2 separate regions of the Homo sapiens genome follow, and region 1 is linked to region 2. A link is an interaction called in ENCODE POLR2A ChIA-PET data of the cell type or tissue named here. Cell type or tissue: Caco-2. All regions are shown on one strand. Each heading gives the region's core, and the rest is flanking DNA. Links, peaks and the distances in the headings are about the cores only. Region 1 holds the start of PSMA4 (proteasome 20S subunit alpha 4). Region 2 has its middle 37 kb from the start of IREB2.

Region 1 (2,911 bases), core at 114-2,613, 140 kb before region 2:
ATGTGTATTAACTCACCATGTTTTCTGAACTTTATATAGTTCCTGTAAAAAGAAAATCAGATCATCATTAAAATAAGATTCACAAATTAAAAAGCATTTGCTGACTTTACAAATCTGTTTTATTTACTCCCTTTATTCAGCTAAGTGTCAGGCATTATGCTAGATGCTGGAATACCAAAATGTGTAAAACCAGTTCCTGTCCTGAAAAGCTAATACTGGCAGTTAGGTGAGAGAGGCAGTCATAGATTATAATGTGGAAAGAGGAACCGGGGGTAGGGTGGGAAAAGGGATGATGAAAGAATCAAGAAAGTATTTTTTGAGAAATCGATACAGAAAATGAAAGTAAATCAGAGATGGGAGAGGCAGAAATAAGGCTGAGAACCCTTGGGTCTAAGAGAAAGAACAGGGGAAGAAAGAAGGGCATTCCACACAGAGCAGAAAGTATGAACAAAGGGTACGGAGGCAGGATAGTTTAGTGGGCATGAGATAAACTGCTGATGCTTTTAAAATATATATAAATAAGAGCTAAGCGAGTATCCAAATCACGCAGAGCCTTGAAAGCCAAGGCAAGAGGCTGAGGCCTTCTCCAGAGAGTGATCTGGGTCCTGAACTTGGGGGTGGAGGCAGTTATCTTGGGCACCATCAGTACCATTCGTGCAAAAGGCAATACTAGGTGTTCAGCGTTATTTGGTAAAGCCTCAGTCCAAGGCCCACATTTCCAAATACTGGAATATAGGGAATCAAGACTGGAAAGGTAAGCTGGAATCAAATCCTGGAGAGCCCGCGTGCCCAGGTAAAAACAGAATTTTATCTCTCAGCCAATGGGGCTCCTCTGAATGATTCCCAAGGCCCACAGGAACTGATTGGCATTTTAAATGATCACTCTGGCTGGTGAGAGACCGAGGGCAGCGAACTGGTTGAGGTAATTGCAATAGGAATGGTGCAAAGTAAGGATGGCACAGAGCAGAGAAGCAGGGAGGACACAGAGACACTCGCCGGGGATTTCTGATTCGAGCTTTAAGCACAACTTTCTGTTGTCTCCACGCCTGACGCCGGGCACAGCACTATTTTGAGTTCACCGGCACCTCCGGGAGAGCTAACTTTCACGTACCGAACTCCTGAGGACGGAAGCCACCCCAACTCTCGGTCCTGCCCACAGACCCCCACCCTCAGCCCGCCCCCTCGCGGGCCCCGGCGTCCAGGCTTGGCACTGGGAAGCCCCCGACGGCGGCCGGCGGGGGCCATTCCCGGCGGTCGGTCCGTCACAGAGGAGGCGGTGCAGAGTCATCGTGCCCACGGCTCCTCGGCGGCAACTGCAGGCCGGGACCGACTGTCTTGACGTTCACGACCCCCGCCCAATGGGAAAGCGGCCAAGCTTCCGCGGGCCCCAAGGGGCCAAAGGCTCACCAGATGGAAGACCCTGAAGACCTGAGATGTCCACGGAGCCCTTAACTCCACGGAAGAATAAACCACCACCGCTCACCGAATAACCGCTGCTAATATGGCCCCCGCGCATGCGCAGAACCGCTGGGTTGGGGCGGGGGGAGCGGGACGGCCGAGGACGCGGAAGTCCTTCTTGCGGGGCGGAGCTAGAACCCGTGCCCCTCGTGGGAGCTGGGTCGCGGGGGTGCTGAGGCTCTGGGGCGCTGCAGCTTAGGCTAGGGTCCTCAGCAGGTGGAGGAGTTGCTGTGCCATGGGGAAGAGGGCAGGAAGACAGTAGCCAACCAGGAGGTGGAATAGCTAATTTCTTTCTCTTACCCTTGGCGCTCTCCTTTCATTTTCTCTTCACTATTCAGACCTAGGATAGCAAATAGTGTGGACCGGCTTCTTAATTGCTATCATTCCTGTCCTGTTTCCCAAAATGGTTCCAACCACATGAGACTTTACCCCTCTCATCACCTTCCTTTTTCATTCTGGCTTTCACTTTTACTGCTGATGCATACATTTTGGACATACACATTATGATGAGGAAGGCCGGGTGGCTCATGCCTGTAATCCCAGCACCTTGGGAGGTCGAGGCGGGTGGATCACCTGAGGTCGGGAGTTCGAGACCAGCTTGGCCAACATGGTGAAACCGTCTCTACTAAAATTAACAAAAATTAGCCGGGTGTGTGGTGCACGCCTGTAATCCCAGCTACTTGGGAGGCTGAGGCACGAGAATCGCTTGAACTCGGGAGGCGGAGGTTGCAGTGAGCCGAGAGTGCGCCACTTCACTCCAGCCTGAGACTCCATCTCAAAAAAAAAAAAATTATGATGAGGGTCGAGCATGGTGACTCATGCTTGTAATTACACCGCTTTGGGAGGCTGAGGCAGGAGGATGGCTTGAGGCTAGGAGTTTGGAGGCTGCAGTGAGCTATGATCGCACCACTGCACTCCAGCCTGGGTGACAGAGAAAGACACTGGCTCTAAAAATTAAATTAAAAAAAATTATGATCAGGTTCACACTTTTGGGGGAATTTTCACCTTGGTCTCTTTCTCTGCTTTTCACCAGTCAGAAAGGATTTCCCTGACCAGCACAGTTAAAGCAATACCCTACCGTCAGCATATACTCGCACCATTTTATCTTCTTTACTGAAATTGTCATACTTGTTTCTGTGTTCATTATCCATCTCTCCACCTTTTTGCTCATTCAGCCTCGGTCCGTATGTAAACTATCTACTATGCATTTTAGGTTTTTTCAGGCTAGAAGGTTGACTAGATCTGGGTTAATATGAAGTCATCTGCTCACAGTCTCTCCCAAAAAGCAGCCCACTGGGCAGAAACTCCTCTTCATGTTGGTTGCAAAATTATTGGGGGATCTGGGCTTTGAAAAGGAGATAGCTTGGAAGTAAGTTACATTTTGAGGTCTCGCCTATCGTCTCTACTTTCCAAGCACACAGGGAAGTGAGCCAAGGCAAGATGGCAAAGAGCC
Region 2 (2,911 bases), core at 275-2,774:
TGAGATCTATCCATAATAACACATACAGCTTTAATTCATTCCTTTTAATTGCTGTGAAATATTCCATTGTATAATTATGCCATATTTTACCTTGCCATTCTCTTATTGGCAGACATCTGAGTTGTTTCCAGTTTTGCATACCTACCAACATCTGCAGTGAACATCCTTGGATGTGTTTGCTTGTGCGCACACTGAACTTCTCTTGGGTATATGGAATTGCAGGCTTATAGAGAATGTAATTGAAATTAAATGTTCCATTTTGTGAGATGCTGCCAAGTTGTTCTCTACTGGGTCTATATCCGTTTACACTCCCACCAACAAGGCATAAAAGTTAGCCTTTTCTACACTCTTACCAACACTTGATATTGCCATTTTAAGAAATTTGTGTGAATCCAAATGAGTCTATTCTTACTGGGGGTGGGTCAAGCATGTGAACAAACATCGTCCATCATGTGCGTCTCAGAGGGGAAAAGGCTGAGCGTCGCTCGGTCTGTGAGAACAGTCATGTTTGACCACAAACATATCGAGATTTAAAAGTTGATGAATTGCTTAACAACCCCTCATAGTAAGTCACTTTAGCCAGTGAAACAAAAACTGCTCTTAAAACAAAGCAGTCATCAAATTAACTGCTGTGATGAAAGGACTTCCCAGTGGATTTCATCAATGTGGTCTGAAGTTTGCACAGCAGGTCCCCGTAGATGTTCCTCAGTGGTGCAATAACATTGAATCTGGAGGTCTGCCCTCCCGTCCATGAGGCTCTGCATGTGGGCAGGTGTGAAATGAGAGCCTTGCCCCTATCCCGATGCATGATCAAGTATTGGTAGGGTAGATCGTGGTGGTCTGCATCTCTGCCCATCATGGAAGAAGCTGGGGTTGACCTAGCAAGACTGCTTCAGGAGGTGAGCTCTGCCGGTTTTAGTCCTTTTCTGTACTGGGACCACCTCTTGACCCAGGTCTTTTGGGCCCTTCTGGCTCACCTGCTGGCTCCCAGTCATGCACCTCCTCCCCTCCAAGTCACAGTCTTTAGGGTGTTACAAAAACACAGCAGTAAGCCCAGGAATCAGACCTGGGTCCCACTTGTAACCCATTGCTCAGTGGGCTGGCAACTGCATCTGTACAGTGGGGACAATCCCTTCCCCTGGGATCTGCAGGGGTTAGTGTGAGGAACAGCACACAGCAGGAAGGTCTTTGGAAACTACCAAATGTCAGGCCAGGCGCGGTGGCTCACGCCTGTAATCCCAGCACTTTGGGAGGCTGAGGCGGGCGGATCACCTGAGGTCGGGAGTTCGAGACCAGCCTGACCAACATGGAGAAACCCTGTCTCTACTAAAAATACAAAATTATCTGGGCATGGTGGTGCTTGCCTGTAATCCCAGCTACTCGGGAGGCTAAGGCAGGAGAATCACTTGAACCTGGGAGGCGGAGGTTGCGGTGAGCTGAGATCACATCATTGCACTCCAGCCTGGGCAACAAGAGCTAAATTCTGTCTCAAAAAAAAAAAAAAAAAAAAAAAAAGAAGGAAACTATCAAGTGTCGTAGGTAACAGGTTAGTTGGGAGGAAAGGCGGTTTAGTGGAGGGAGCTCCAGTTTGGCTCTTCAGTAGCCTAGTCTTCACCACTTAACCACCTAAGTAACTTCAGGAAGTCTCCTCCTCTCTCTGGCCTCAGTTTCCCCATCTATGAAATTAGAGCATTGGACTAGATTAGCACTCCCCAAGCCAATGTCACAGAACTCCCAAGCTATTTCATAGAAAAGGGGTTCCGTTGTCTACTCAGTCTGAGTTCTTACCGAATGCGGTAACTACCATGAGCTCACATTGAAACGCAGCATTTAAAAGCTCTGAAACATCTTGCAGAAAAGGTGTCTCCCTAACATCTTTGGCTTTGGAACCCTTTTGCTATTGGGTGAATTATACCATTTTAACATCTCTGAAATCAGGGCTGTGTCTCACAATGGCTGTATCTTAGAATCTTTCAAATATGGTTTTTTTTTTTTTTTTTTTTTGAGATGGAGTCTCACTCTGTCACCCAGGCTGGAGTGCAGTGGCGGGATCTTGGCTCACTGCAACCTCCACCTCCTGGGTTCAAGTGATTCTCCTGCCTCAGCCTTCTGAGTAGCTGGGACTACAGGCACATGCCACCATACCTGGCTAATTTTTGTATTTTTAGTAAAGATGGGGTTTCTCCATGTTGGCCAGGCTGGTCTCAAACTCCTGACCTCAGGTGATCTGCCTGCCTCAGCCTCCCAAGGTGCTAGGATTACAGGCATGAGCCACCACGCCCAGCCTCAAATATGGTTTAGTAATAGCTATCAATCTGGAGTGTCAACTAAATGCAGGCACTAAGTGTTTAATAAATTAGTATTTATTTAGTTTTTTATTCAGTATTTCCAGTAATCCTGAAAATTAGGGACTGTTATTATCCCCACATTGCAAATGAGAAAACTGAGTTGCAGGGAGGTTAAGAAACTCACCCAGGATCACATGGCTAATAAACAGAAGAGCTGGGACTTATATCCTGAGGCCGAACTCTTTTTTAAAAATTATTATTATTATTATTTGTACAGATGGGGTCTCGCTGTGTTGTGGGTCTTGAACTCCTGGCCTCCAGTGATCCTCCTGCTTCAGCCTCCCAAAGTGCTTGAGATTATAGGCATGAGCCACTGCGTGCAGACAAGACTCTGATCTCTCAGGCCCATTTGGAATCCTGTCTGTGATTCAGTGACCATGAATGACATACGGCATGGTTCTCAAAGGCCTTGAAAGTACCATGTTCCTTTAGAAAGAGCAGAACTTTTCTAGCACTGGCATCAGAAAACAAGACAGTGGGCCCCTGAATGCACCCAGGCTAGCATGTGGAGCAGCAGGGGAGTGGCAGTGGGAGGCAGGCAGGCAGGCATGCATGGAAGCAGA

Evidence for each region. Peaks named below come from ENCODE experiments on the same cell type or tissue, not always from the same donor. Only the 100,000 strongest peaks of a DNase experiment are listed, where the experiment ranks them.
Region 1: POLR2A ChIA-PET joins it to region 2 with 12 read pairs; 2 of 35 experiments call an interaction of 5 or more read pairs at or near these places.

What each region holds. Positions count from the first base shown.
Region 1 is chr15:78,539,036-78,541,946 of GRCh38, reverse strand. It overlaps PSMA4 (proteasome 20S subunit alpha 4), which reads right to left and starts at 1,503. Exons shown (of 9, transcript NM_002789.6): 1 at 1,408-1,503; 2 at 17-42. The coding sequence starts at 19. RefSeq lists enhancers at 355-1,247, 1,356-1,465 and a silencer at 1,006-1,275. In Caco-2, for the core only: no CTCF peak of the experiment used is centred there; a DNase peak (open chromatin) is centred at 1,556; H3K4me3 peaks cover 1,893 bases.
Region 2 is chr15:78,399,924-78,402,834 of GRCh38, reverse strand. No RefSeq gene overlaps it. Among named protein-coding and RNA genes, the nearest start is that of IREB2, 37 kb to the left of the region's middle. In Caco-2, for the core only: no CTCF peak of the experiment used is centred there; no DNase peak of the experiment used is centred there.